Regions from separate parts of the Homo sapiens genome. Here all the other regions are linked to region 1. The links are chromatin loops, found by intact Hi-C in ENCODE. Cell type or tissue: IMR-90. All regions are shown on one strand. Links, peaks and the distances in the headings refer to the core of each region. The heading gives the core; the rest is flanking DNA.

What was found. Peaks named below come from ENCODE experiments on the same cell type or tissue, not always from the same donor. Only the 100,000 strongest peaks of a DNase experiment are listed, where the experiment ranks them.
Region 2: it touches region 1 in a loop (7-fold over the local background); 5 of 110 quality-filtered maps call a loop at or near these places.
Region 3: it touches region 1 in a loop (8-fold over the local background); 6 of 110 quality-filtered maps call a loop at or near these places.

The regions. Positions count from the first base shown.
Region 1 is chr5:94,687,785-94,699,304 of GRCh38, reverse strand. It overlaps SLF1 (SMC5/6 complex localization factor 1), which reads right to left. Exons shown (of 21, transcript NM_032290.4): 17 at 10,636-10,799; 18 at 9,699-9,832; 19 at 7,649-7,741; 20 at 7,049-7,231; 21 at 1,684-4,474. The coding sequence ends at 3,993. Among named protein-coding and RNA genes, the nearest start is that of SLF1, 75 kb to the right of the region's middle. In IMR-90, for the core only: a CTCF peak has its summit at 6,067 (motif pointing right); DNase peaks (open chromatin) are centred at 5,714, 6,074 and 7,154.
Region 2 is chr5:93,596,710-93,608,229 of GRCh38, reverse strand. It overlaps LOC124901027 (a long non-coding RNA gene), which reads right to left and starts at 10,928. Exons shown (of 2, transcript XR_007058873.1): 1 at 10,565-10,928; 2 at 10,065-10,236. RefSeq lists silencers at 113-407, 10,875-10,924 and enhancers at 8,339-8,840, 10,601-11,400, 11,401-11,520. In IMR-90, for the core only: no CTCF peak of the experiment used is centred there; DNase peaks (open chromatin) are centred at 6,559, 7,619 and 8,589; H3K4me3 peaks cover 2,478 bases; H3K27ac peaks cover 3,887 bases.
Region 3 is chr5:93,585,986-93,595,154 of GRCh38, reverse strand. NR2F1 (nuclear receptor subfamily 2 group F member 1) reads right to left here. Exons shown (of 3, transcript NM_005654.6): 2 at 6,711-7,238; 3 at 544-1,593. The coding sequence ends at 1,313. Among named protein-coding and RNA genes, the nearest start is that of NR2F1, 7.3 kb to the right of the region's middle. In IMR-90, for the core only: a CTCF peak has its summit at 5,266; a DNase peak (open chromatin) is centred at 6,304; H3K4me3 peaks cover 2,578 bases; H3K27ac peaks cover 3,229 bases.

The DNA.
Region 1 (11,520 bases), core at 3,919-8,918:
ATTTGGAAGTATATGTTTTAATTCTAATTGGAAATAACTATTTATAAATACTTGAATAAGGGCTTTTGGGGTCTATATTTGTTAAAGGCAATATGATATATTACATATATAACAATACTGCATATTTTGTTAGAAATATGGTTTAATAGTCACTTTGCTGACTTAATATTGTTGATCTTTAACTCTGCAAGTAGTTAAAAAACCCAGAACAGAGTTCATTATACTTCTGTTTTAAAAAGGGGGTGGGAGGGATCATCTCTTGAAAAACAAAAAGTATTAACATTCTAAAAAAAAAAATCACTTATATCTAGTACTAAGGATTGTATTTCAAGCTTTTTAAAAAACATAGTTCAAGTGTATTTATAATCAAAACTATATACTTACACTAAAAAAGACATAGTAATACATTCAAATATAAAAAGTATTAGGAACAGCTTGTACATATTTTAGATGTTCTGTAAGATAAGTACTTAAGAGGACAAACTTTTTAAACATCTAATAATCAATAATGTTAAAAATGTTTTATTTCCTTTGAAAAGGTCTTCTTTGAGTAGGATTTGCCTTACCTTGAAAATGTATACTCAGAGCCAAGTAAAACAACACTTCAACCTTTTCTAATTAATTTATAGCCTATAATAATTTCAAAATATATATCACAACAAATAACTACCAAAGTATATTCTCCAACTACAGTTCATTTTAACCTACAAGGTGAATTTTCTGATAACATAATTTGATTTACAAGGAATAGTTAACAATTCCATGTCTCCTGTTTTGACAACACCAGGCAGAGCTTAATTCTAATAACGCTATCACTGACCTTTCTAACTCAATCCACATTTGTCATAAAAACAATTATCATTCCTAGTTTTGCAAGCTCCACGTCAGCAGGAGGTGCAATTGGCGTGAAAGCTACGTGATAAATGCCTCAGGGAAAGAGTGCCTCATGTCACTCAAGATGACCCCTTCCTACTGATTAAGGAGCAACAGTGACAGGCTCTCATCAAGTTCACCGCTTAACTGGAAAGGTGTATAAAGGCATAAGGATTGCACATTCCATGGATATTTTTTTCATGTGAAGGTATTCATTTAATTAACTTTCTATAGCAGCATAAACAAAAATGGCAGATATTTTCTGGAGGTTATATAAAGTATCTTAGTGTAATGCATTTGTGCTTGCTTAAAAATACTAAGACTGCAAAAGCACACCCTACACCCTATCCACTCTAAAATAAAATTGCTAAAATAATACTCATCAAAGGATTAAAGTACTGGACACTTGAATATTCACATTTATAAACTAAAACAGAACACCAATTATTACTGAAATTAATTTTTTAGCAGATGTAGAAGACAATAAAATTCACAATACTTAAGCCTTATTTACCTTCCTAGACTGTGGGCCTTTCCTCTTTTTTTGTAGTTAGCCCTTGTCAAGCACACCACCTGGTTCAGAGTAGGTGTTCAAGAAATGCTGAATTCAAAGGAATTAATTTCACATTTGACTTTTATGAGGATAAATGTTTTTCTGGTCATCTTGGAATGAATAAAATGACAGAATATGTATATACTTGGATGATTTTATTCTGCAAAGTGAAATTAAAAATTAACAACCTAGAAAACTCTAACTTCAAAGAGATTTAAGAAACTGCCAGTAAACAATGCATGGGGAAAAGCTGAATCTTAACTGCTCAGAAATCTCCTCTCCAGCTTTATTTACATTGTAATAAGGTCTCTTACAGAAATTTAAAAAATATGATTCCATAGAACTATGATATCACATCTGGCAAAATACAGTGAAGAATAGCATTTCTCAACCTTGTCTTCAGATGCAACTTTGAAAAGTCTGCCATTGAAAATCTAGGACTAAGACTATGAATTATACTTTACTTATTGAGAATTTCTTCTTCCTATACCTCCAAGATAGATTTGGGCAATTATTCAAGGCAATTATTATTATGTTTTCTAAAATAAAGTATAAGAAGTAATTTTGGGAATGAAGCCTTTTCCTGAACATTTAGATTCATACTCATATACTGGTATTGTTAGCCAGGGCACAGAACACAGTAACCTATGTTTGCCACGTTGGACTTTCGAAGAAGTGTAAAACTTCTTAAAGGCAGAGACCTCAGTGACATCTGTTTCACACTTCATGTCATCACTGCTTGTAGAAGTTGGCAGACAGAGCAGTCAATTATGAAATATTAATGCTAATTGCAATTAAACAAATATACGTTATGAACATCTAATTTGGAAAACTACTTTGTACTAACAGTATAAAACCCTAACTCATGATGTTGATTCCTTAATTACCTTAGAATTACTACCAACTTAAACAATTACTATATTGCCTTTTGTCTAAATGATTCATTATAATCAAAAGAGGAGGTAAGAATTAGAAAGGAAATAATATTTATTAAGTGTCATATGATGTGATATGCTAACAATTCTATCATGACAAAGATACCTGGTGTGATTTCTATTTGACATGTAGGAAAGCCAAAGCTCAGAAAAGAATTTGCCTTGCAATTTAGTTATTAAGAAACTAGACAAGGATTTGAAAATGTGTATGATGTCAAAGCCTATGTTTACAAGTTTATATTAGTTTACCAAGCAAACACTATCCCAGACACCTTTACAAGTGAAGTAAAGAGGTACTCATTGGAATAAAAAACGTTCTTATTCATCATCTGGAGAAGCACTTTACTCTCTATAAGCATTTAAACTCTTCTTAGATAGTCTTCACTATATCATTTTTTGTCTGATACTTTGGCAGATTAATAATAAAGAGATTTGTATGATGCCAAATTTGAAGGCTAAATAGAAACTAGTATTTCCTGAGTATGTGTGGAAAAAGTACTTATTTAAAATATTTTTTCATACTGATATAGCAGTTTTCAATTTAGATTACAAACCCAGTAATATGATACTGAGCATTTGTATCTTGTTAAAATATCTATTTCCAAAATAAAACTGAAGTGTATTGCTTTAGCAGATTAACTGCTAAGGTCATCACTTGAATTACATAAAAGCTAAATGGAAGTGTTTATTTTCCACCTGTATCATAATGTAACTTACTCCCAGTAGTGAAGAAACTCCAATCTCAAAAGTGGTTATTATCCACACCCTTTCTTTTAGTTTTACTACAAACTGCTATAAGGAAAAACTGCAAATTAAAACATTACTACTCAGTAAATTCATACTATATATTAAGATCTTAAATAATCTCAAATCTATTACTTAGATGCCACTCAATATCTTAATATTAAACTCATAAACCTATGCAGCAGAATGTTTTCAGGTACAGAATACTGGGTTACATAGGGCAGCGACAGATACATTTTGTATATGAATTGCTAAAATAAAACAGATCAAGGAATTGAACTGTCAGACTCTGCATATTTGCTGCATTTAAAAACCAAAAGAATATTAATTATTACTGTAAATTTTAGAAATGTTTATTTTAGAAACACACAAAGCTAAAATGCATATTTCAGTCCAACAACCTAGAGAGAAGAAATAGGGAGCTACATGTTTTTGTTTAGTCTTGTTTTTTCCTCAAAATCCATCCCTAAGAGTCAGGAGCTACAAGTTTATAGGTACGCATTTGTATGAATATGCTTGCCATGATTCTAAGACCTAGAACATCTAGAATACAGGACATTACATTTTTATTTGAAAAAATATTTAAATTAATTTTACATGTACAATATAATATCACTTTCAGAACAAAAAAACATTAATGAAAGTAGAATATACTAAAACAAAATTATTTTTACTTTTGAGTCAAATTCTACACCCTGGAAAAAGTCAGAAGCCCATACTAGAGTTTTGTAGAAGTTTTTTTAAAAATGCTTTTAAAATTTAGCAAGGCTGCAAAGTCTGTCAATAAATAAATCAAATTACTATCTGTCAGTAAGCTATGAAGTCCACAGTAAGTACCAATGCAAACTGAACAGATTTAGAAAGTCAATCCATACTTTCTAGCATCATCATGAAAACTCCATGACTGACCGACACATCATTTCCAATGTTATCATCAAGGCCTCAGTGTGTACCCCAGGACACACTTTCAAATTCTCAGGCAGTTCCTTAAGAATGTGTGGGAGTTTCTGCAATGTCTTTATATTTCCAGCATAAAGATCCAGTAACCAGTCAGTATGAACACTGGTGGTTTCTTTATGACTTTTACAAGCCATAAGCAGTTCATTTAGATGAGTTAACCCTTTGGAAGCTAAAATGAACTCTGAAGATAAATCAAAAATTGAACAAAAATTTAGCAACATCCTACTAAGTAAAAAGGAGCCAAATTCAAGTTGCTGGTAATGAAAATGTTTCTCTGCTTGTGCATGAAAGTTCTCCACTGTATCTTCTATTTTTGTAATAGCAAACAGTTCTTCTTTGATTTGAGGTGAAACCACATAATCCAAGGGCAATTCTCCCTTAGCATTCCTCTGTTGTAAAAGCACTGGGCCTGTGAAAAGAAAATGCAAAATGTTGCAAGTAAAACATTTCTATTTTGGCAGCTTAACAGCTCTTTTCTCCTTTTTCCCAAAGCATCCAGTGCTTTCTTTGCAATCATATTTTGTATTAATTCATGTCGACACAATTAACTGACTATATATATAGACGAATAAAGGTACATTAAAAAAATTCTAGTCAATTACCTAATAAGGTTTCCCCAAACGTGCATGCCTCCGTTAAATAAATAATAAATACAACTACAAATAAAAACTTTTATAAAACTTTATCAACTGTCATTTTAAAATAAGAATTTCAGTGTTCCCAGAAGAAATCTTAAAAATGTATTATTCATCTTATAAATTCTATACAAGAGCCTCAGGGGTATCTCAAAATATCACCAAGAGGAAAAAGTAGTGCCCCTTTCATTGCTAATAAACAATTCTAGCAGTGCAAAGACTACAAAACCTTGCACAGATAGAGAACAGTTTTCATATTACCCTTGCTTGTGTTCAATGTTTAGTACAGGTAACTGGTTCACACAAATTACATATTAATTCTTCTAGATCAAACTCAGATCTCATCCATCTATACTAGTTAAACTCATTTAACTACCTACTTAGAAAGTACTAAAGATAGAGTTTATCCACTAAGTACTAAAGGATGATGTGGAGAAGGCAAAACATAACTCAGTATTTGGTTACATAGCAAAGTATAGGAGTACTTTTGCCTTCATCAGTCAAGTCTTATAATTATTTATGCACTTGGCCATAAAAACGTTACAGGGGATATAAAGATTTTAGTACTAGCAGACATAATCACTAGGTCCTACAATTATAACATAGATCATATTGTCAGAAAGAGAGAACTGATTATAACTGCTAAAATTCATAATGATGACTCTGATCAGACATACATAGTAGCATAGATATAAAATGTACTTAATATAAAAGATCAACCATTGATAATATGATTAATGTATAATTTATGGAAAGAAGATAATTCTAAAACAAAATTAGGCTCCTTTTCACTGTGCCAACATCTCAAAAAAATTGTTCCAAGTTACTTCTGTTTAAAAAAAAAAAAAAAGACAAAATTACGGACACAGGATACCAAAAGTAAACAAACGTTTTAGAGAAATAAATAAATTCTTGAAATTATTGCTCTTGAGGCTGAGTGACTCACAATGAATAGATAATGCAGTTACTTCAATATAAGTGTCAAACCACTTGACAGGTCCAAACCCAGAATATGACTAAGGCAGAAACAAGTCTGTACGACTGCCAAAGGACCTTGATAAAAACAAAAACAATTAGATTTCCTCTTCTAGGAGGAGAAACTCATCTCTTTACTATTCTCCACTAAGAGCCCTAGAAAAATTCACATTGGTTGGTATAATGCCATACTCTACTGAAGAGCTGGACCTAATACAATAATGGCTCCTAACAAATATTGGCCTGAATGCCAGACACACGGCTGAGTAGAAAAATAAAACATTAAGGAGGTAGAACTTATGGTTTAGTAAACACAGAATACTAAAAAAAACAAGGTAGAAGAACTGAAAAACATTGACTATGAAATGATATCAGTAAAACAGACACACTAAGGCCTTTAGGGGGCAGGAGAAGACTATATATAACCAAATGTCTTAAACTCCCATGCTATACAGCCTTCCTTAGATGCATATATACTAAAAAGACATCTTAAGAAAATACGCTTTTTGTCTTTATGCACAATCAAATGTTTTAATTACAGGATAAGATAATGTTAAATTTAAATGTAAAATTAATACAAATAAAAACGACAAGTAATTTCTACAAATCTTTGTTTCCATATTCTAAGCTGGTCATCAGTTTTCTTTTTTTCTTTTAAAAGCACCAATCCGTTTTGAACATTTTGTTGTAAAATTTATATTATTCAGTTTAGATATAAGAAGAATGACACTGAAATAATGTGGGGCCTTGCTGAAAGCAAAGATCAAAAATCAGCAGGAAAAACGCAGATGAATATTCAGCTCAAGTTACCTCCTTCACAAAACCCCTGCATAACAGTTATCACCATTTGAAAATCCTCCTGCTTTAACTTAATTGGCTGCAAAATGTGAATGACGAAAAATATTCTAGGATATCATTTTTTTACAGTCTGTACAGAAATGACTCATTAAAAATAAGATTGAGTTTGTAGTTACATACAGGAAATGAAAAAATCCAGGTAATCACAATTGAACATTTATATCCATTTATCAATAAGCTTTCAGAAATGACTGGCTCACAAAGACATTACACACCTGAAGGAAAAAGATAAATATTTAAAACCAGCAAACTCAATTCAAAAACAGACTCTCATACACGAACCTAAATAGGCTTAATAATATATACATAAACAAATATACATTATGAAAAGGATTTTATCTCTAATAATAAAAGGTGCTTACGTTTTAGGAGACTTTTTATCCTTACTTTTTCATTAATATGAAATAAAGGCATCTTTCCTTACAGATTTTAAACATAAAATGCTATCTACCTCTGCAGGATTCATCAAAAAACTGGATAATTTATCAAAACCCATTTAGCATAAACACACTCACCCCCATGCTGTAGTAGCAGCTTGCCAATTTCTACATGTCCGTTTGACAGTGCATCATGCAAAGGAGTCACCCCGTCCACTTGAGTGAGCAGATCTACCTCTGGACAACGTTGCAAAATTTCCTGGACACACACTGTGTTGCCATAGTTACAGGCTTCATGCAAAGGCGTCCAGCCAGCATTGTCTAAATTAGAAATCAAGGCAAGTTTTAAAACAGCAGAAGTAGGACTTTTGGTAGAAAAGTACTGATGTTCTACTTTTCTCATCAGTGTGACTTTCTAGGTGCTTCATATACAAAAAGAATGCTGTGATAAAAATGTCTAGGGTGTAATCATATTTCTACCTTAAAAAATTAAAATAAAAACAATTTTAAAATATTAATGTTGGGTATTATCAAAATATGGACACCAAAAAATGTTTTTATACCATTAGTTATAAATCAATATATGAGAAATTTCTTGGCTTTGCTAAGAAATTTTTCTTATACTTTTAAGATACCTTAGGTAAATTTACTTAAATAATTTTTCTTAATGTGATATAAAACTGTTTAATATCACAAATATTAAGACATTGGACTAGACCACAAAGATTTAAAACTTACCTTTAACATTGATGTCTATTCCTGGCAAAGAGAGAAGAAGAATCAATTTCTCCACTTGGTTATTTATGCAAGCTCTATGCAGGGCTGTTTCTCCTGCCATAAAAAATTAATAGATTATTCCAGAGAAGACAAGATATCAACTAAAAAAAATAATCAAAGGGCATGAACTAGGAGATCTGGCCCCATGCCAGAAATTTATTTATTGAGTTCTTCTTTTGACTGGTTTAAACATCCCCTGCATTTAAAAAGGCGGGGGTGGGGGGTGGGAAGGGGAAGGACCCCCACCAATCCATACTGCTTCTGTTCTATCAGCAATTCAGCAATGAAATTCTACTGCAAAAGGTTTAACACAGGCATTGTCTCCCCTAGTTCAAGGTTTAAAGCTTCAATCCTGCTATAAAACCCCCAAATGATCAGAGAACACCAAAAATACTGGGTTTTGCAGCAATAAAAGTTTAGAGTGCAATTGCCCTCTCTTAAATTTATTCATGAACCTACATTAAATGTATGGCTCTTTTTTATACAGCATTTATAGCTTAATTCAAATGAATGTTTCTGGCTAAGCATGAGTGCCTCTACACACTCAAGTATAATTCAGAACTTCAAATCCATTAACAGATGGTTTGCTGCTTCTCAATAGGCTGTCTGGCTTGGCTACAACAGCAGAGAGAGGGAGAAATGGAGGAATCTTAATATAAACACACCACACACACACACACACACAGACACACACACGGATGTAAAAAAAAAAAAAATCCCTAGTACCATTTAAAGCTGAACAAGAGTAACAAATAGAAATGACAAGGTTTTTTCTAGGAGAGACGCAATTAATGCCTTCTGGCTAAAATTGTCTATATCCATCACTGTTACAACCAAGATTAATAAGATATAAGTGATTATTTAAGGGGAATTTTAAAAAAATTACTATAAATGACTGCTTAGGAAACAAAATGAAATACTGAATCTAATTTGTTCTTACTATAAAATACTAAGTAGCACATTTTTACAGTGTTCAGTTTTACAGATTATCTCTAACTTCTACAAAAACATTTTTTTACATGCATAAAAAGCTTTTGAAGTTTTTCTCTACTATATCTCAATTCTCTTCCTCTCTCCCAGTTCCTTCTGCTGTTCTGCCTAAAATCATTCATATTCATTTTACTTTCTGAAACAATAAAACAAAGAAAAAGAACGCTGATTTGTGAAATTAATATCTGAGTTCTCATCTAATATAATTTTCATATTCCAAGTCAAATGGACAGTTATTTTGAATCTGTAATATGCAATTATGAACTTATATCACATTGAAATATAAGTGCTTCACTGTCACTATTTCCATGGGTGTCATAATGTTAATATTTGTATTAAAAACAAGATATAACTCATAAACAACAACAACAAAAAAGACTCAGCAATTTACTTTGGCCAGGTATAGACTTCTGGAAGATCCATTTACAAGTTATGAGGTGGCTAAGTAAAAGAGGTGCCAAAGTGAATTATTATGCTATTCTTGTTATTTCATCCTTTAGGTACTTAGGTTCCAGTATAGTTAGAACCAAAAGCCAAACACATTTCATAGTCTGGGCTCAATGCCTGGAAGAAAAGAGCCCATATGCTTAACACAGCTATGTAACATAGCCTACTCTTCATTCTTTGTTCACAAAATGTCTAGGACTGAAAGAGATGAAGACTGAATTATACTTTCAAATCAGAAGACACTGATCCTAAGCAGCACAGGTTGAGATGGAATAGAAAAGTAAGGCGGGCAAGTCTGGAATGAGCTCAATGAATGCTACACTGTGTTTCATATCTGTAATGGCAGGGAGAGGAAAAAAAGGAAAGAATACTCTATTATACTGGTTATTAAACAATCACTTTCTTTGCATAAATGACAGTTCAAGAAAATAATACGTTATCCAAGAAGGTACTTCCTGGACCTAGTCCAATATTTAAGTTCAAGTATTCATCAGGGCAAATGTGTGAAACCTGCAAGTACTGACTATAACCATGAAAAGTTCTTAGCATAAATTAATTTAAATACTTGGAATACCTTTTAGATTAGTCTTGTGAAAATTCATCTTTTTAACTACAGAGGGGCAATTCTCCTTGGAACATGACAATTCTCCTTCTGACTTCTTTTTCAATTTTTTTAATGATGAGGAACATTTAGCAAGGTTCAGGTCTCTGAAAGGAAAAGTAAGAAATAATGAAAGCTTGTTTTTCAGCAAGGCGTGCCAGCATACATTAGATGGTATTTTTTAAAAGTCTAGCCCCCTTTTAATTTAAACTCCCTTACTCATTCAATCTTTACTGCTTTCTAATTTTAAAATTTATTTCAACTGTGTAGAAACAAACTTCAGTGCACTAATTTTCTTTTATTAGTCCTACTCCCCCAACTGCTCACTAAATTTATAAATACAGAATGTCAAATAAAGAGAAAAAGACCAGTTAAACCATATTTGGCAGAGAGAATAAAGCAGAAAGCTAAGATCAAGCAGGCCTCTGCTCCCCATTCTTACTTTCATATTCTGATTCTATTCTCTTCTTCCTCTCACAGAAGCTTTCAGGCTTTCTGAGTTTTATACAACATACACTTTTATACACCTTATACTTTTAGAGGTTTCTCATTTTGGGGAAACTACTATAATGATACAGGATATCTCATATGACCATGCATTCTGAAATCCCATCTATATTATGGCAAAGTAGTCATTCAAATCATAGGGCAAAAATTGTGTGGAACTGTATTTCATCAATAATTCATCAATAATTTGATGAGCAGTTTTATTTCTTTTGGGAAGCACTTAGAAAGCATGTACCTTGAATTACAGAAACAGAAAATGTTGATCAAATAGATCTAAAATTGAGTTTTGATCTAATCAGTATAATTCAGACAGTATCACAGATAACCATTAAGTTCAAGAAATGCATCAGAGAAAGAGCTGTACTCCAAAACAAAGCACAGCTGGGATATCAGCATCACTTACAGTAACTCTGGCAGCCCTTCGACTTGTTTTTGTTTAGTACCATTCAGCATTAGTAAGGTTCTCTGAGAGTCAAAACAAGGCCGCTGTCCTATTTTCTTTGACACCTGAATCTTTCCAGACCCAAGCACACCAGTTTTCCCCAAGGCTGGTAAATAGGAATATACCTGTTGAAAAATAATATTGCATTATTTTCTCAACTACAAAAACAGCAGTAAAGAGAAATTATTTGATTCATTTCACTATTACATTTGGTTATATTTTCTTGGTTGCATCACTATGGTTGCCACTCTATCTTGGTTGAACATAATAAAATATTAAGAAAACTAGTTTTGTGTCAAAGTCAATACCATGTGAACAACCAGAAAAACACCTTCTTAAAAATAATTATTTTTTTCTAATTCAATTTTGATCCTCATTTAGGAAAGCTCTTTTGATTAGTCTTATGCCCAACAGGTATGATTCATTTGCACATTTTATATGTATGATTTACATACAACTGGTATTTTGTAATTTCCATTCTGATAATGCCTTGAACAGAAAACAAGTCTTTCTTCAACAGAAAACAAAATAAGGAATAAAAACATCCTTAAAGGATTGTTGCAAAACAGAATTTGACTAATATCTAAAGATATTAATATCTAAAGATAGATATTAATATCTACATATCTAAATTAATATTGCCTTATTAATAATAATAAATAATTATTATTAAATATTAATATCTAAAGATAGCCAAAATAAAACTGGAAAACTTTAAATCAAATGTAGCTTATATGCATAATATTTTGCTTTTTAAATACCATTTAGAATTTTGTTGGATCTAGTTCTTTCCAAAATAATAACCTATGTAGGAATTTTATTAGGAAACAAGGATTTTTTAGTTTT
Region 2 (11,520 bases), core at 4,145-9,144, 1.1 Mb after region 1:
GCCCTAAATTTAGGTGCAGAGTTTCCCTGAATTTCATTATTATATGGATTAAGATGGGCAGCTCCCACCTGGACGATACCTTAATCAAAAAGAGAAAAAGTGTGACGAAAACAAGGGCAATAATAACATTACCAGCACTGTACTGATCAAATGCCCACAAATAGTTCAGAACAACGGTGCTAAAAAGCCGCTTTAATTCTGAAACAGAAAGTCCTGAGACACCGAGCGCCATCTAGCAAGCAAAGTTAGAATCAAAGTATGCCTGAGTCAAGCACAGAGCACAGAAGGACAGGGGATGGGGAGGTAAAGGGGGACTTCGAGATCACTTGCTGTGATTTAACCATCCACCCAGTCTCACCTGAGCCCAGAGCTACCTGCAAGTTTCTGCTCTTCGCCTCACCGACCAGCTCAAATAAACCTAACAACTGAGGTGAGACAGACCGTTTCTGCCTCCAGCCAAGGCTAAAGGACAGCTCCTCGCAGGATTGCTTATTGTCTTTAATTAGAACAGGCCGCTTCTCCATCCCCTCCTACCACCTCCCCAAAATCAGCCTAGTGTCTAACTAGTTTTGCACCTTCTTATCCAAATGGGGACAAAGAGCAGTGCCTGAAAGGCTCACCTTGGGCTGAAATGATTCCCAGGGCTTCAGCGCAGAGGAAAGCGCATCGCTGGGAAAACATAGCACGATATGAGAAGTCACTCTGAGTTTACAAGGCTGCCCAGACGCCTCCTGACAGGCGATCTGAGCTCTCTCCGAGTGGCATAAGACACATATTTACTTAACAAGCCACTGATGGTCATGGAAATGGAATGCTGCCTCCTAAATATAAATGCTGTAACTTTATTCTTCTCCAGGCAACTGGGTCTTTGATATTTTCTTTGGCTGAAGAAAAGTCAAAGGTAGCTAGAAAGCTAGAAAACTACCCTGTTAGTGTGTAGCTTGAAGGGGGTGGGGGTGGGGTTGAAACACTTTTTAAAAATAATTTTAAAGTTTGAATAATGTTACCTAATTATATGAATATTCTTTGGAACTGGGCTAACAATGTAACTACAAAATAAAGCTTCTGGGATTTCAATGTGAAGAAAGTAAAGAATAATCTGCTGGTTTCTGTAGAGGCAGGTACCGCATATTTTTCTTTTAAACCAGTCCATCTGAATTCAAAAGACTGAGAGAGTTCATCTCAATAATATGTGTGCTTTCTAAAGAGTCTTTCTGGAATTTCATTTTAAGGCTGGAAAATAATCCAGTGTATATACATGCTAGTCTTAAACTACTCTTAATTTCCTGCTATTGAATATTGCCTCTATAGTAGCTCATTGATTCACATTGTTCTTAGAATACAGAGCCAGAGCTAGGCTTTTCTATTGTTCTCTCCTCATCTCCATGTCCCACACACAATTTTTTTCCCAGTGAAGTGAAGTTTTGTAAAATAACAACAAAAACAAAAACAAAAAAATTAGAAAATGAAATATTAAAATATTCCTGTTGAATATCAAATGCTACTCCAATCTCAGGTTTGCTACTTAATGAACACAAGCACAATAGATATGAAATAACAGTCCTCTTGATTTTTCTACTGTGCTATTTGCTGTGCAAAACAACCACATTAAGAATAAAGGAAGCATGAGATAAGAGTATGCTTAACACACTCACAGGTCATAGAACTTACAGGAAAAAAAAATCTCAGAAAAATCACAACCCACCCAACAAACCTAAGCCAATAAAGAGAGACTTCATAGTTTAACCCACAATTTAGAACACATCTAATACATTTCTACAAAACCTCCTTTTCTCCTTATGCCTGAAAATATGTGTAAAGATCTGAGGATGGACAGTAGACACAATTCATGCTCTCTCTTATTTCCCTCTCCCTCTCTGAAGTTCAGAAGAAAAGTTCCCAGGGCAGTCTTGCCTCCGGATGCCAATAAAAATTTAACTTTGTGTGTGTGTGTGTGTGTGTGTGTGTGTGTGTGTGTCTTGTTAAATAGTACATTTCTCCCATCAAGGTCTTCTTAAACACGGAACCTTCTCCTAGACAGGGTACCCAGCTGTTTAATTTAACATTGATTTATTGCTTTTAAAAGTAAATTTACACACATGCCAGCAGCGCTCCGTTTTGTTTCCCCAGACCCTGAGATTTATTTTCTACTTAGCGCTTGTCTGACAAAACAATGTCCTTTAACTTTATTACACATCGATAAGGAAATCTGTCTTATTTTTGTTCAGATTTATTGCTGTGTTACTTGTGGGGACTTTTGTGATCCAGAAAGGCTCAGGTCCGAAAATAAATAGAAAATTAAACAGAGTTGATCACAAAATAATGATCAAAACCTTACAATATTGTCCAGCCTATATCAGCCTGCTGGGGGGTGAGGTGGGGTGGGACAGAGGATGATGCTCCCCTAGTGAGCACAGTTGCTCTGGAAGAAAACAAAATGTCTTTAATGGGCAGGTAGCGTTTGAAGGTGGAGTAGCCAAATCTGGGTTCTGTAATATCTCCAAGTTCTTGGTTGAAATGTATTTGGGATTACAGGGCAGGGAGGTGCATCTGCGGGACTCCCCACCCTATGGCGGCCTTACCTCCGTGCAGAACTCCCAATTATCACGCGTTCGTGATGACTGAGCCCAAGGGAATTAAGATGGACTTTGAAGCAGCTTTTACGGTACACTTCATCTACATTTGGGTTTTCTTTAGTTCTCATTAAAAGGGCCACTTTCTTCTTTTCATTGATATATGTCTTTGTGTCCTTCATTTCACACTCTTAAAAAAAGTTCTCTCATCAGATCAAGTGCAAAAAGGAGGGGACGACATAATAACCATCATAATCATGATAACAACAACAACAACAAACAAGTGGTACTGTGGGTTTAAATCTTTTTTAAAAGAAGGTTTTCTCCTCTATATGGCATGGCCCTCCAATTAAAAAAAAAAAAGCTGGGGTTGAGAATGAGGATAATAAAAGTGTTTCTAAGGTTAAATTACATGAAGGCAGGCTTAAAAAAAAATCTCTGAATGTGATGAGCTTTCCTCTCCCATCCTGATTTCTCACAGAGACATTCAGTAATCACTTTAGAGCTGTTCACATGAGGAAATGAGGACACTATCTTTTCTAGTAAGAAGTGAAGATGTGACAGGTTTTGTTATTGGAATGAGGGAGAACTTCGTAAGATATTCCCTTTTTTCGCCCCTACAAACCCAGCATCTTTAAAACCCCCTGTCTGAAAGCGTGACTCGTCTGTTGCCTTTCCACTCTGGTCAGTGGGTCCTCGAAAACACCATAACATGTTTCAATAATTCTGACAAACCCATGAAGATTTTTTAAAGTTAATGAATCATTCTTTCTCCTGAAAACACATAAAAACACGTTTGTGCACGCAATTCCAATCTAATGAGAGAAAGAAAGAAAAGGGAAGGAAGGAAGGAAAGAAGGAAGGAAGGAAGGAACGGAGGGAGGGAGGGAGGGAGGGAAGGAAGGAAAGGAAGGGAGGGTAAGGACAGAAAGGAAAGAAAGAAAAATAGGAAAAAAGGAAAGGAAAAAATATCCCTCTTTAAAAGGGGGGAGGTGGAGTAACTGCGAAACATTGAAAATTCTCCTATTCATATTAGGAGCTTCTTCTTCTTCTTCTTCTTTTTTTTTTCTGTTTGCCCTTTGAAAAGGGGTCCTGTCACTCAGAAAGGGGCTGTTTCTTCAACCTCCTCCCCATCCACCCACCAGCCGGCCCCCCTCAGCCTCGCAGCCGGCCCCGGCCCACCCCGCGGCCCTCCCAGCGCACACACAGTTTCTTCCAAGTGCTTTTTCAAGTAAGAGCCGGAGAGATGAGAGGTGCGGCTTCTCCAGCGCGGAGCCAGACAAGTACTTCTCATCCCGGCGGAGCGCGGCCCGGCGCGGCCAGCCCGAGGCCCGGACGTTCTATGTCAAGAAGCCCCACGGCCCCCCGGGCTGGCCGCCCCTCCCCGCGGCTGGACAGCGACGTCGCGCTCGGGCCTGTCACGTGGCCGCGCCCCCCCGTGCCCCCGCGGAGCCCTTTGTTAAGCCCCCGGGTCTCCACGCGCGGCCGCCGTGGCTGGGGCGGTGCCGCATGGTGGATGCGCCCGGAAGACGATCGGGGTACCCTGGCTTTGCCTCGGCTCACCACGCAGCCCCCAAACACCTTGGGCGGAGGCCCCAAGCACTTGGCAAATCAAGATTCTCAGTCCTTTGAGGAAAACGGCCCTGGGCCACCTCCAGTGTTTCAAACCAAAGGCACAAAGTGGGGCAAGGGGGCCAGTGGAGGGCGCGCCTCTGCACAGGGGTGTAACCACTGGGCTGACTTCCCTCCTCCTTTCCATTCCGCCTCACCAGTTCCTCGCCTTTTTTTTTTCTCTTCTCTTATCCTCTGCCACGCTCAGAGGCTCAGTGGGTGGGAGTGTGTGTGTAAATGTGTGTGTGGTGTGTGTGTGTGTGCGTGCATGTGCAGTTAGGTGAAATTTCATAAGAATATGTCCTAGGCTTATCAACTTGCTAGGTTGAGGGAGGATGTTCTCCAGTAAATGGACTGGAGGGAGAGTTTAAGCGACTTATTTGGGAGGAAATAGGGGGTCAGATTTGGTCTAAGTGGAACATCTGCAAAACATTCAAGCAGCTTATTCAACAAAGAATCTAGCCATTTATTGTAGAAATAATAAAAAGCCACTAATGATTATAGTTCCCACCCCTTCCCCCAAAAGGCCAAATCATAATGAAATAATTCAAAGGTAGGCCTCATTTCCTAATAGTGGAATTAAACAACAACAAAAAAGAGCCCAACTAAACTTTCCAGCTCGGCCTTCTTAAGGGCCTGGGAACCTTGCTGAGAAATTAGGTAAATAAAAGGCGAGATGGAATTTCTGTTGAGCTGAGGCTGCAGTGCCCCGACTTGCACATAGTTCTGCCTTGATACGCAATTAAATTACAGTAAATTCCTCTTTAAATAATAAAATTTGGAAGACTCCTCAGGATTCGAAGATGTCTGGGGTTAAGTAGCTTTTAAAACGTCAGTTTTTAAATGGCTTGTGCAATGAATAGCTACCTTTAAATTCTAAAACCATTATAAATGTGCTATACATCTGGGTGCTAGTTTGTCTCTCCATATTTCTTTTTAAAATGAGGAAAGAATTCATAAAAAGCTACTTGGCACACTTTATTTTAGGAAAGCAGATGTTAATTTTTTCACGTATCATTTTATGACCAAGTACATGTGTAACGTTGGAAAGCATCCAGAACGCCTCTATTATTTGCTAAATGACTGTTAGTTGAGGCGTATTATTCTCAGCCTAACCACGGTATAGGTTATATCAATAAAGTAAACATCTGTGATTTTTTTTTAACCAGGGGAGGGGGTGGGTAGAAAGAGTTACCATAAGCGAGGCAGGGAGGGGAGAGTTTAGGTAGGAAGAGCACACCTGCGTTGTAGCAAATAGAATATTTATATTGTTCGGTGCAAAACAAAGTCCCTCAGTCAGGCACTCGGGGTTATTTACATGGCGGGAGATAAAGTTGAAAGCCTTTTCCGGCGTGCCAAATGGGATTCTCCCAGTGGCCTTCTGCGTAGCAAGATAACTGGTACCGAGTGCTCCTGGCGGCGTCGGGCCTTCTCCCGCCAGCTCCCCTTCCCTGCACGCCAGCCCCAGGCCCAGACCGGGTTGAGCCAGGCGCTCAGGCTCTAGGAATTCCCAGGCACCGCGGAAATTTCAGCGGGGTTCCCAGCCTAGAAATATGCTCAGGAAGCGTCCTCATTTGCCCTGCGTCGCTCGAGGACGCCGGCGCCCAGGATAAGCCAGTGGGGTGATAATTAATGGAATACAATATTTATGGTCCGATGTATTGACTCTGAGGCAAGCGCGCCGTGTAGAGTCCGTGGGGGTCTGACAAACAGGGGTTAGTGAACAAACATAATGACCGGAGTACTTATGTCTATCCGGTTTACTCACTTAAACCCAAGGTATGTAACATCACGATAAATATTAATATCCACCTCGACAGACCCTCAGCACCGCTGTCCTCCTAAACTCTCCCTTCCTGAGCGCTGCCCTTAACAAAAAGGCCAGAGAGGAGGTTTTTAACATAAAATGCTGCAAATATGAAAAATAGGTCACCAATAAAATTGGTCTCAGCATGGAGCGTAATTGCAACAAAGTGCCGCCGAGTAAAATCGAGGAGTGAGCTGGCTGAGGCGGCACAGTCGCGAACCATCTGGTGTGTATTAAGAGTGGTGCTGTAAATATTGCTGAGAGCTAATGCATTATCGGCTTCTATAAGTGCACAGGGCCTCTAAGCTTTCCATATGTTAGAATATGTAGATCGGGTGAGAGCAAGGAAAGGTGTCTTATCAATCACAGGCTTCTAAAGCATTGTTTTGCCCACTCTTTGTGGATTTTTGGCCCCCCAAAGTGTAGGATATACATTCTCATTCTCTCCCCCCACCACCCTTTTTCCTCTTCTGTCAATTCCTCTTTCTCTTTTTCTCTTGCTCTTTCTCCCAGCTCCTTCCTTCCATACCCTCCTCCTCTCTCCCCTCTCTCCAAGGGGATAGGGCAGGCATTGCTGACGTCACTTCACATCAGTAAAAGAGAGTAACTGTTTCAGAGAGGAAGAAAAAAATCATCTGTTTTTCATCAGTACTAAAGTTTTGCCTCTTTAATAGAAATGGGCTGCCCAGGCTGAGTACTCCTTGTGTTTTGAAGCTTATAATCACTACTACCCCCTTTTGGAGGGTGGCCCAAGAGGTGGGGAGGTGTTCTTCATCCTGTGCGCTGATTCATTTTATATGTGGTTCTAATGCCAGAATCAGCTCAAATAGATGAAACTAATAAGGTGCAAAGATAATGTCTTCTAGAGATTTCACATCTACACCTCCTAGGCAACTTTTGTCAAGGAGAGTGGAGGGCTCCTGGTTCCATGACACTTCTGCTTTGAGTCCTGGAACTTCTTCCTTTCTCTGGAGCCTCCCTCCATAATTCCACCCCCCACATACCTAACCGCCACACACAGCACAGCTAATAAATTTCCTGCTGTCACATTACTTTTCTGGGGAAAACAGAGTCCTCCTTTTCCTGATGATACCCCACATCTAAGAGTTTACTATAATTACCCCCCATCTCCTCTGAACCCCTCTCCACATATTCCTCAGCTACAAGTTTTTAGTCAAATCCAGTGCTAGGAAGTTTATTTACGTTGTCCCACAGAGATCATTTTCTCTCCTTCAAAATTGGCCTGGTCTGTTATTCTTCCTACTTTCCTTCTCCTTCCTTTTCTCCCCACCTCTACCTCCTGTGCACATATAGTACAAACCTCCAGCACTTCTAATGTGGATAAACCTGCTGGTCATGACAACCCAAGTTCAATCAGCAAATAAATAAAACTCTTACTTTTCTTTTTTGGCTGCCGGCTGCACTCCCCCTCTGGCCGTTGCCTCCTTTAATTATAGGAGCTATATTTCTTCCCTGGGAGACATTCGAGGGGATTTTTAGTTGGAAACTCGTTTCTGCTGAGTTATTTTGGAGCCAGGACCAGTGAGTGAGTGGCCCGTACCCAGAGGCTTTGAGTGAAGTGCAGATTGAGACATATCGAGTTCCCTTTAAAAGGATCATTTCATGTGGGAGGCTGGACACAAAGTTTGCACTCGTGACTGGCATTCCAGTGAGAGACATGCATATTTTAAAACAACAAAGCAAGCTGGAAAGAAAGCTTAGGGGAGGGGGAAAAACTTGGAAAGAAGTTACTAAGTGACAAACATCTGTCAACATGGGATAATTTGTACACTCCAATGTAAAACTATCTGCCTAGTTTGATGGAGTTCAAGGAACAGGATCTGGGAGAGCAAAGTGGATACATATTTATCCCCGTTGAGATATGGCTAAAAGACACTTCTCCCCCAAATAGGTGTAAGGTCATTAAAACTGCATGATTGAGCATAATTTTTAAATGCTTCTTACAACAATAGAAATTTCTAAAATTGCATTTTTCTGATAGTTAATACAAAACTAGATCTATGTAATTTTAAGATGTATTTCATTTAAAGAACAATGGAGAGCAATAAAATAATGAGCAAGATGCTTATTACAGAAAACAAAATGAATTTTATCTCATAATAAAATATGACCAAGAGAAAGAAAGCGGGGTGGGAAGCTCAAACAACCCCTGATTGCTATGTTCTAGAAAGTTTTAACCGAAAGTACCAGCTTTACATGTGTATGTGAATCAAACATGTAAACATCCACCTCTCTTTGTGTAAACAAGGAAAAATGGCAAAATATTTTCAGAGAATTTTTCTCTCCCATTTAAGTTTGAAGTTTCAACAAGCATATTATACTTTGAGAGAGAAAAGCAAAAAAGTTCCCTCTTTAAGAGGAAAGTTTTTAAAAGCAGAGTGAAAGATCAGGCAAGATCCTGGTATGTCTTTTTTTAGGCACCGAATCTCCAACAACCACATGGAAGTTCAGGCTCCAGCTTCCACCGAGAAATCTTTTTCTCCTCCAGATCTGAAGACAAAAGGAGAGGAGGCCTGGTGGTGAGCGGGATATCTCTGTTAGTTGTCAGCGCAGGTCCATGGGTTAGGAATGCTAATGAGCCTCTTGGCCAGCTGAAGACTTGGTTCTCTCTCTCGCACACCCTGACGCTCACATACACTCGGGCTCCTGCATGCCGACTGACAAGCACACAGACAGAGCCTCGTGCACGACCCTGTCTCTCTCCTCTTTCCTCTGAGCCCAGAGATCGATCGCTGACCCCACGGTTGGGCCAACGCTTTATTTATCTGGCTGTGCAATGATATTATCAGCCTTAAACGTTATATACAGCAAATGTCTTCCTAAATCAACACAATAGGATAGCTTGCAGAGACCAGCCTGGTCTTTCTTAAAGAAATCCCTCGCTATCTCTTTCTCTTTTTCCTCTCCCCTGCAGGCACCCCTTCTTCCTTCCTCCTTTTCACCTGGGGGTATTTTATATGCTGGACTTGGGGATTTGATCCTTTGCTTTCAGCTTGGTTAGAGGAGGCCTTCGCAGACCAGGAGATGGATAGACACCATTATCCAGCCATCACTGAGATCCCCATCAGGGGTTCCCTTGTCAGCCGGATCCAACTGCCTAAAGCCACTCTATTCACATGATCCGAATTTCTCAAAATTGGGGTAGAAGAGAAGGCCAGGGGTGGGGAATGGAGTGTGCAACCTTGCACCGTGTTAATTGTTTTCTTTCCTCTCAATTACATTCATAAACCTATTTTCTGCATTGCATGTTATTTCTTTGTGCTTCAAAATTGAAATCACGTGCAGCTTTCTCCCTTCCGCACACACAATAAATGCGCTGCCCCCTCCCCCAAACCCATCACGCAACTGTTTACATCTTGGTTACTCACTCTGCACTTCGGCCCCCGGAGAAGAAATTGGCCCCGTGGGACTTGGTGAGGCTTTGTGAAAGCATCTCTCAAATCCGTATCTCGGGCCCCCGTTCTGGGAGAAAGGCTCCTGGATTCGCCTCCCGGGCCTCCCCACCACCCCCTCCTCGTACAGGTGGTTGAGGCTTACACAGGGAGAGCTAGTAGAGAGGACATCCAGGGAGAAAGGCAGCTCCGCAGTGTCCGGCCAGGACTACTCACAACCCACCCCACACCCTGGCTCGCCTGCCAGCCGGGGTCAGCTGTGACCACGGGCGTGCCTCTGCCAGTCCCTGGTCCCCACACCCTGGGCGTAGCAGATCCCGCACAGGGAGAGGCTACTCCCTGGGGAGCATTCCAACCCCAGGTTCTCCCAGGCAAAGAAGTCCCACTATAAATAAATAAATAAACTCCAAAGGGGGGGAGGGGGAGCTGGAAAATGGATTCGCTGACAAGGAGAGATAATAAATGAGAGGCGCTTTCAGATAGATATCTCAGACGTGAAATTGCGCCCAGCTGGTTGTGTAAGCAAACAAATAGTTTCATGTTAGGAACTCTCAACTTGTGACTTGATGAATAGGACACGACAGAGGTAAATGGGTCTTTAACTCATTTAGGGATACAACTCTTTGGCTTCCCAAGTAAAAGGCCCAGTGACGCCACGGATCCTGAGCAGGCCCTTTAACAAGAGTTTTATTAGTTCCCACTTGTGTCCCCCTCCACTCCTCCTCACACTCCTCATGGTCTGCTATTTGCAGAGACATTCAGGTGATTTGTTCTGAGGAATTGCAGAGCTCACAGGAGGCAATTCTGCCACTGTAGGAGTTATAAGGAGTGCCTACGATGAAAGAAGAGGAGAAAGATTTTTAAAAATAAAATCCCCCCACCCCCCTACATGCTTCAAGCAGACAAGCTCAGGTGGGCTCAGATAGAGGGGACTCCAGATCCCCATCACCCCTGAATGCAAAGCTGGGTGGTCGGACCTCTTGGGAGCCAACCAAGAACCTTTGTGGCTGCCAGAGTTTAAGAGCCTGGACCAACTGGAAGGGTGGAGTCCCCAAAGCTCATGGTTCTCCTGGTGAGCAGGAGGGACCCACATTCCCACCACAGGCTTCCACTCAGCCTGGTCCCAGGTTGGGATGTGCGTGTGGGAACAAAGGTCATACTTTTCCTCCCTAGCACCAGGCCTTGTCCCCTGGCTGCGGATAAGGTGCAGACTCCTTCCCTAGTGATTCCCAGAGAAGAGCACGTCCTGAGATGGCTTTTCTGATGTTTTCCACAAAGCTTGTGGCTAAGGTAGTTTAAACAGACTTCAAAGCTCCTAAAGTTCTCATTTGTCCAGCAAGCCTTTGGGTTAGAACAGCGAACGTTTGACTCTCCTAAGTCACTGGTGATTTCGAGAGGGAAGTCATCTTATGTGGCAACCTCCAACTGGTAAGAAGAATTTCCTCTTGCCCTGGGGAAAGAGTCGGCTCTGCCCCGCCCAGTTAGCCCAGCCCTACTCTCCTGACTCTTTAGGGCTGCCACCGCCCCTGCAGGAGAGGTGTGGCTGCGAGCCCAGGGCGACTGCCCGGCCTACACCTGCTGGGAGCCTCAAGCCCCGGTTCCACGGCTCCCCCTGGCGCCCCGCATGAAGGTGGGCTCACTGCTCAGGAATCTTCTGGAGGCCACCCAGGCAGAGGAGGCTCCCAGCTACTCCACCTCGCCTCCTGCCCAGGTCCTGGGCCACAGCCGCAACCGGGGGCTGGGGAAACACAGGACGCTGAACCCGGGGCAGCCTGGCCCCTACTGGGGCCTGTCCCTCCGCGCCGAGAGGAAACCGCTGACCGCTCCGCCCTCAGCCCGCAGGACTGGCCACTGTCAGCCCGGCCTGGGTCGGGTGGGGGAGCCTTCACATCGCCAGAACTGAGAGCAAGGGTACTTCCCAATTATCAGAAGGCTCAACTCGTTGCTCAGATAGACGCGTCGCAGCTCCCAAACTTCCCTTAGCGCGTGCAGATTCCTGTCTGCCCTCTCTGTGAAGGAAAGCCAAGGGCTCCTGCAACCTGTTCGGCCCGGCGGGGACGGCCACATGACCTCTGATTCAAGGCAGACTCTGTCTCTCTCTGGATGAGACACACAG
Region 3 (9,169 bases), core at 2,329-7,328, 1.1 Mb after region 1:
CTCCAACTGTCTCCCAGAGCTGGAGAGAGGCGGGTTCTACCAGCGCCGGGCTCAGTGGCGTCTGAACGGCCCACTCCCGTCACCCCCACGTCCCGCTCTCCATGTCCCTCTGTAGCTTCTCCAGCTCAGCAAGTTCCCACATGCGGTAAAGCCCCGGTTGCCGCCGCCAGACACTGAAGCCGGCTGCGCCCCCGGTGCTTGGTGCCTGGAGACTTACCGGGCGCGCGACCCTGCCTACACCACTCCCTGGCCCAACTGAGCACGGGACCGCCCGCAGCCCACCAGGTCTCAACGGCTGAAGTCAGCGACCAAGGCGCCCTGCCTCCCCGCGGACCCCAGCCCATGTAGAGCCTGGCCCTCCGCATTTACAAAACCAAGGTAGCAGCTTGGTTTTTGGAAATGAATCTAACCAACTTTGTAGTAGACTTTAAAAGTCTCCCCTTTTACACACCAAAACCTTCAATTCTAATAATAGTTGAGGTGGAAATTAACCAAGGAGTTCTCTTCCACGGATAACATCTATCAAGCAACCAGACACATGGGTTTTGCTAAATTCTTTTATTTTTGTTTAAATTTTCACTTCAATTTTAATTCTTGAAGAACAGCCTCGACAACATATATCGCACTCATTATAAGAAGCAAAGGGTTATATCAAAAATTATTAGTATAGAATCACAGGAAATCTGGTTTGGAACCAGAAAAAAATACAAAACAGATATAGATACATAGACACAGGACAATTTTTTATAATTATTTGGAAAATGTTATTTTCCCCTAATTCTTGTTTCCTTTTTCTTTATGCGCATACGATGTTTAAATTTTACAAAAAATGAAAATAAAGACTAGTATTTTACAAAATGAATAACAATGTTCAGTGTGTGTGTGTTTCTACATAGGCTTCAGTCCACTTCCATATGTGTTGTTCCTGTACAGAATATATCCACATCCGTCCACAATAAATCCTGGAAGGTCCATTAGTTTCCTTCTGTTTTATTAAAATTCTCATGGTCCTCTCTTCCAATTTGTTTTTCTTTTTTTCACCAGACAGACACAAGGTTCTTTTTTTTGTTTGTTTTGTTTTTCCTCGCCAACGTGCTCACAGATCTGATCCTAAAAGAGTCTCTTTTTCCCATGCTTTGTAGCTCGGATTGTATTTCTGCTGGGTGGGCTGCTCCTGTCTCGGCCCTCCTCCCTCCCACCCAGCCTGCCTGGCCCGCTGCACTTCCCGGTGTCCCCGCGGCTTTGGAGTCCTTGGCCCAGGTGGGTCCTCTGAGTCTCTAGGGGGACGGGGCAGGTGGGAAGCGCCCAAGGTCTAGGAGCACTGGATGGACATGTAAGGCCAGTTGAAGCTGCTCCCAGACAGTAACATATCGCGGATGAGAGTTTCGATGGGGGTTTTACCTACCAAACGGACGAAGAAGAGCTGCTCGATGACGGAGGAGGACACGGTGCGCAGCGAGGGCAGTCGCAGCAGCAGTTTGCCAAAACGGCTGGGCTGGTTGGGGTACTGGCTCCTCACGTACTCCTCCAGTGCGCACTGCGACTTCTCCTGCAGGCTCTCGATGTGGGCCGCATCCGACAGGCCACAGGCGTCTGCCCAAGCAGCCACAGGAGGGAGAGACAGGGAAAGGGAGCACACGGTTAGGCTGACAAATAGCAAAGGCAAAATAAGCCATCAATTTTTTTTAAGGAGAAAATGGAAAATAAAAAAGAAGTAAAAGAGAAAAGAAAAATTCACCCTCCTATACCTCTCCATCCCCTTCTTCATTCCCTCCTCCCCCGCCCCCAATACAATACAAATAAAAATAAATCAAACCCCCACCAAGCCTAGGGGAGCTGGAGAGAGAGGCACACACATGCAGAGGCAGAAACCTCTCTAGTCCCTTTGTTTTTCCTCTTTCACCTTTGGATTAAATAATGTACAATGCTGGAACCATGTTTGCTGCGCTTAACAACCTGTCCTCGGCCTGCAAGGGAGCATCTTTCTGGCCGTGCTCATTAACTTTTGCCCCATTTGCCTCTGATCTGGGGGTGTTCAGTACCCCTTAGGAAATATGCAGCCTGAAGGCAGTTCTTAAAGGATTCCTGGAGTCCCCTCTCAAACCCAAACCACCCCAACCAGAAACCTCCAGGAGAACCTAGATTGTGTAGTGAACAAACACATGGGAGGGGGTAAGGAATCATGGGCTGGCAGTGCCTGGAATCAGATGAAGCCCACGCTTTAGCAATATAGGATTTCAGATCCGTTATCTATGCAAGAAAGGACTCTGCAGCAAATCCTTGGTGAGGGTGTACACTTCTATCTATACCTTAGATCAAGTAATTGAAAATTGGTCACATCTCTGTAAGCTGTATAATAATCAGGAAGAATATGACTCAGTTACTCCAGGCTGCAGAAAGGCGACATCTTCAGCAATCAGACACAAAGCTAGGCTACAGGCAGCAGCTGCTGCTGCTTCAGAACTGGGGGGGTAGGGGGGGATGTGGGTGGTGGGGAGTTGAGGGGGGACTTGGGGGGAGATAAGCTTTTGGTGGCAGGACCAAGGGAGAAAAAGGCACCTCCGCACAATGACAGCACCTCAAAATCTGTGTGCTTAGTTCATGTCAACCAAGGCCCTTCTTGGTCCTCTAAAAGTATTTCAGGACAGCAGATTATATTATATCAACTAACTAGAGGCAAGCATAGGGAGGGAAAGATGGAATAAGAGGAATGGAGTAAAGGCATCCTCTCCTAGTTCAAATACCCACTTGTTTCTTATATTAATAATAAATATTAAAAAAAAACCAGTAAGATCACAGAGGAGCCCTTAGCCAGTCAGGAGGTTGACTAGAGATCAAAGGCAGAATTTGCTAATATATAGATCTGGGAAAAAATTGATGCATGGCAATGCCCCCAAAATGACATTGTATAATTTTGAATGGGCAAGTGTGACCCTAAGAAGACACAACAAATGATTCAAAGTGAAACCTGTGTCTGCTGAGTTTCTGAGCTTTATGACCTTATATTTCAAGAACTGGGATTTACAAAGCATTCTAACACCTTCATCTACAAGGCTATGGCCTCGAGCAAAAATACAAATAAAACTAGTGATAATTCAAGAACTTCTGAGGCAAGTCCCCTTTGACCTCAGATACAGACTAGGTTCCTCTCAGATGTCTAATTACTCCAGCCAGCCAGTTGGGTATATCCACACTGGTCTGATATGGGAAGCCAAATGAGACTTTATGGCTATTAGGGCCAGGGCAGCAAGAGCTCTGTGGGGCTTTGCTGCTTAGAGAGGGGACCGTGAGTTTGGCCCTGCTTGCTAACCTGGCCCTGATGAATGACCCTCACTCAGACCCAGACCCATAATTACATAGAGCTTGCTTTACATGCATTATCTGCCTGCATGCTTATGGATCATTCTCAGCCCTAGACAATGCAATGTGAAAAGGGCCCCTTGGTATCCCGGCAGATTTTTTTTTTTTAAGATCCATCTGGCATCCCCTCAGCTCAGTAAAATATCTATCTGACATTTATGATTAGGGTCCCTGGAGTACAAGGTCACTTCCCAACTCCCAAACAGGCCGCTCCAAGAGAGACAAGAAGCCCAGGAAAGGCCTGCCTGGGTCCTGTGCTGGTTGCTTCCATTTCTTCCCTCCTTTGGAGGTGAATGCCTGTAGCTGGGCCTGCCTGCCAGGTACCAGCCAGCTAGCTCTGTGGCTTCCCTCCGGCAGGAGCCCTGGTTCTGGCCTGGCTTCCCAGTCTGGAAATTCATTCACCCCTTTGCAACAGGATTCCCTCAACTGTGGACAGAAGGTATGAGCTCCCAGATCAACTAGGGGGTTGTGGTGACAAAGCTAGGTGACCAGGGGGTGTAATACAGTATATATTTATGCTCCATGAGTTATACCCCAGATAAGAAAATGAGGCAGAATGTGCAAAATCCATGTCACACTTTTTATACGGTAGTGTCAATGTGGGAACTCTCAATATTTCTTCTACAGTGTATGGAAAAGAAATTATGTAAATAAATAACCATTACTGCTCAGGCCCTCCTGGCCTAGCCTTTGTAGTGCAGAGAATGTATTTCATGTTGTGCATTCAGAAGAGTTTAGTGTTCAGGAAATATAGATGTAATCAGCTGCCATAACTAGAAATCAAAGTTATTATTGTGCTGAAAATGGATTTATTGTATTTATGTTAACTAGATGGCTCCTTTCAGAGAAAGTCTCATTTATTTGAAGGAATATTTAGGTGTATGAACTAATGAATTTTTTAAAAAGTAAGTTCAGGTCATGACCTAGTCCTTGGATGCAGTCCAGAATATTAAGGATTAAACATACCATCCGGAGGCCAAATGTGAAAACCACCACGGGGGACCCCCGTGCCAGCTTCAAATACTTAGCCAAAGCAAACCACATTGGACAATATGTCTAAAACTGTCTTTTCCATCATTCAAAGTTTGCTTAAAAGTTGGATGACTTTGAGAAGGCTTCCCATGAATTCCCTTCTGGCTAGCAATCAAAACAAGTTTAGTCAAAAGTGGAAATGTGTTGCATGGGAGGGGGGAGGTGAATTACTACTGACAGCTCTATTTCCATTTTCAGATATTCTGCTTGCAATTTTCCAACAAAATAATGTTATTGTTCATTTCTAGGCACTCTTTGCACCTTGAAGACTTGATTCAAGAAACTTCCTTGGAAAACTTTTTAAATGAACACTTTTCACAGGAATGTTTTAGTATGGAAAGTTAAAAGGAAAGCATGAATAATTCCACAGTGTTTCCCTGCAGCCTGCACAGTCCTCACCTCTCTCTGGGAAAGGGCATGAGATTAGCAAAGTCAAGGGGGTTCAAAGAACCTTAGGGGGTGTAAGGAAAAGAGAGGAGAGACCTTTCCTGAGAAAACGTCTGTCCAGTTCCAAGTCACATTTCTGCTTCAAGACACCTCGCTGGATGAGATTTTCAAACCCCAGCTTCCCTGACACTGGCTTGCTTCCTGATGAATTTGGCTAAAGAGCCTGGTAGTAGAGAGCCAGCCAGGCCCCAGGCCTGCCAGAGCTGAGGCAGCCTGGTTGCTGCTTCCCAGGCTCTTTGTCACTTTTGAAAAACACGTTTCCATCAAGAAGACTTATTAAGATAAAATGCATTCAAATACGGAGGAGGCTATTCCATAAATCTTCCATTTGTTTTAAGGTTTGCACTTTATCCTCTTGGAAAGAATAACTCCCTCTCTCACTAGCAGACCTGCATTTGCACTGAAAGTAAAAGGGGGGCAGTCCAAGTCCATTGCTCTGGCCACCCTGCATACAAATGAGATGCTCTTGTCTAAATAAATTATCTGCTGTTCAGATCGATATTAATACTACATTTGCTACATTACAATATTGTGCAAATTTAGGAGTCATTTTAATACAATGTAAATACAATTCTTCACACATGAAAGCCAAGAAATATTGATAGATTATACCATTGCTTACTGTTCAACAAGGCCTTATGAAAGGGATTTTGCTATCCCTGTTCAAGAATGGTTTTAATTTGGCCATTGGAAAGCCTGGTTCTAGGATAGATTTATTAGGATGGTTTATTTGTTCTCCGAATGGAGGAATTAAAAACAATACTGCCAATAATGGTGGTAAAACTGCAGCTAACCCTACTCACAGTGGGCAGGGCCCAAGACCCAGTCTAAGCAGCACTACTTGCCACCAGCCTCCTCTCTGGCTTTGTCTCTATTTCTCCCCATTACCTGCTGTCCTGGGTGTTTATATGTTTCCCTCTTACAGGTTACAATAATAAAAAGCGGGGATTGTTCTCGGAGGCTCAGACCAGAGCCCTTCAAAGGAAACGTTAATGCACTTTTCTGGAAGTTAATTTGAACCATCTATCATAAGAGAAATTGTTAACATGCATGTTACCACTGCCTACACATAATTTGATATTTTTTAAGGCACTCTTAAATTTCCAGTGTTCATGTGTTTTGCATAGCTTTGGAATTCATCTTCAGGCGGGGAATCCTCCCATACTTGCGGGTTCTACAGCATTGCTTTTGTTTTTTATCTTTCTTGTTTAGATCGAATCCGTTTTTTACGACCCTCAATAACCTCACCAACTGCAAACATGAATGGTTTCCGATAAGGGAAAATCAGGCAGCGATAAAGCGGGATTATTATGATTTATTTGTGCGTATTCTTCTCTTTCCACCTCTCTCTGTGTCTCTCTGTGTCGGGAAATTCATTCAAGGAGAGTGCCACACAGGGTAAGAAGCCACATTCCCACGTTCTCTTCCTTCCCTCGCCTCCCCCAGAAACGCTGAGCTCTGGCTCACACATAACACGCACCACACACAGACACACACACAGAGACACACACACACACACACACGCGCGCGCGCGCGCGCAGCCAGACGGATCCACAGCACCGCCCCCCCGCCTCAGACACACACCCTCGGCAGCCGCGGCCCCACGTAGGGGTCCGGGCGACTAGGCCCGGCCGCCCGCCGGCCGCACCCGCGCCGCCTCGGTTCCCGCACCGCCGCGCTCCCAAGATGGCAGCGGCGCGGCCAGCCGGTCACCGCGCGGGGGTCACAGACCCGGGCCAGGCTCAGTGTCCAGCGAGGGCCCGGCCCGCCCCGCACCGGCCGCGCGGGAGGCTCCGAAGGCCAGGCCCGGGCGGCGCGGGGCCTGCGCTCGCTGCCGGCGCGGCCTGCCCTCCCCGCGACCGCAGCCTCACCTGACGTGAACAGCACGATGGCTTTGAGGCAGCTGTACTCGGCTGAGTCGACGTGTAGCGCCTTGAGCTTCTCCACCTGCTCCTGGAAGATGCGGATGTGGTCCATGAAGGCCACGACGCGGTCGGCAGACATGGGCGAGGCATGCAGGCCGGCGGCGGCCAGCAACGGCGCCACGTGCAGCGGCATAGAGCACTGGGCCGCGTTGAGCACGAACAGCTCGCTCCAGGTGAGGCGTAGCAGGGACACCTGGTCGGTGATCTGCAGATCCGGGAAGAAGGGGATGTTGCGGGCCCACTCGACGGCGCTGAAGAGCAGGCGCGCGGCCAGCTCGCAGATGTTCTCGATGCCCATAATGTTGTTGGGCTGCATGCACTGGCTGCCGTAGCGCGACGTGGGGTAGGGCTCGGCGCGCAGCAGCAGCGAGATGTAGCCGGACAGGTAGCAGTGGCCGTTGAGGGGGTCCCCGTTGGTGAGTGCGTACTGGCCTGGATTGGGCTGGGTTGGAGGCATTCTTCCTCGCTGAACCGCTGACAAAAAGAAAGAGAGAAAAGAGGCAATGTGCATCCAGGGAGCTTGCGAACATTGCCGCGCCGCAGCGTACCCAACACAATGCAGAAGCTCTTCCCGCAGCCACACGCGCCCCGCGCATCTTCTCCGGCTCGCTCTCACAGTCCACACCGCTAGGAGATCTGGGGTGAGGCCCTCCAGCTCCACAGCTCAGTGTGTCCAGCCACTGCCTGAGCCCCTGGCCACGTCAGCCCCGCCGGAGCTAGGCCTGACTCCAGGGCCCCAACCCTGGCAAGGTCAAGAAAGTGTCATCCAACCCCTAAGCCACCACGGGGGAACACACAGATAAATGAAACCCCACTCACCCCTCCAGAATGGAAAAAAAAAATCAGGGTTAAAAAAAGGCGAAACCGGAGAAAGGTTGTGGTTCTAGGCAAATGCCTAGCGGCCTCCTCATTTGCAAGCAAGCAGCGTTTTGCTGATAAAATGTTTCCACATTCTCTTAAAATGCTATAGAATAATTCTTAAAATAGACACAAGTTACATATCCTACTAACCACTTACAACTTTTGAGTAGAGAACAAGTATCCTGCACCCCTCCCTTCTCCCCTCCTCCCCGTCGCCCCATACAAAGTTCTCACTATTAAAAGCAACAGAAAATTGAAAATTTTCAAGAAAAAAAGTTGAACTTACAGTAGCCAAACATTATTGAAAAAAGTAGGAAATATAATTAATGTCTGTCCTGCGCGGTGCCACTGCAACCTGCAGCCAGCTTTTGCCCAGTGAATGCACGAGCTTTCAACTGCAAAAACACTGGATTCATTAACCATCTGAATGCAAAACGTAAGCATGCTTTGAGTTCTTAAAGCTGACCAAAGTTTTTTTTTTTTTTTTTTTAAATGTGTATGTTTTACTTCAACAGTGCCAGCGTTTTAAATTGCCATATAAACAAAGACAACTTTAGGAAAAGTTAGGGCTACTGAACTCTTCCCCCAACAAATTAATATAGATATGTTCATGTACATGTAGCTATCTTATTTCAGGTTTTGTTCTATTTTCTTAAGTTTGCTTTGATTCTAATTTTAATGCAAGTTCCAGTGCAATTGAAGCTCTTGAAACATAATGCCTAGAATACTTTTTTCTAATTATAGTTTTGAACTTGGCAGTTATTTTTCAATTAAGTGAGAGTACAATTCAAAGTTTTTTTTTTTTCAGATGCCTACAAAATCTCCCTGGAGCTAGAAATGAAGTAGTCATATTTGTCTGCTCCTTGAGATCTGAAGGAATTCAATTTCTTTTCTTGTGGCATATAAAATATAATTTTAAAGTCAATTACAAGAAGGAGTAATCTGCATTCTGCAAAATTGACTGGTTCGCTAATTTGACTATAAGACATCTTTAATGATTGTCAAGAGATAAACTTTAACTGTAAACGGCTAAATATATTTATAAGAAAAGTACTGCATCTCTTGCCACATGAACATGAAGCATATCCAAATACAACATCAAAAGTTGTGTTTTTTTTTAAAAAAAACAAACCCATACAACACAGGGATTAAATGATGTGGAAGCTCATGCTAGCTGCAGTCTATGCATTACGGCCAAATCAGAAGGATCGGTAAATGCCGTTGTAAATTGTAATTTGTATGCAGTATTTAAGCAGAGGGTGGAGTTTGATGAAGAAATAAAACGAGTATCATGCTTTAAAAAAAATGACACAACTATGAAAGCACGGTTCAGTCACAAACTTTCCTTTCAAAGTAGAGGGGTGAAAACAAGGCCACAGCTCTGGAGGAGGCGGCCCCAGCTCCGTGAAGAAGAGAGGGAACCAGTGAACGGGCCAGAAGCCCCCCTTCCCCCCTAATTAGACCTACAAGTGCAATAAATCTCACTCCTCTTTTTCCGAGCTAAGCTTCCAAAAGGATGATGGCAGCAATGAATCTATGGTTCA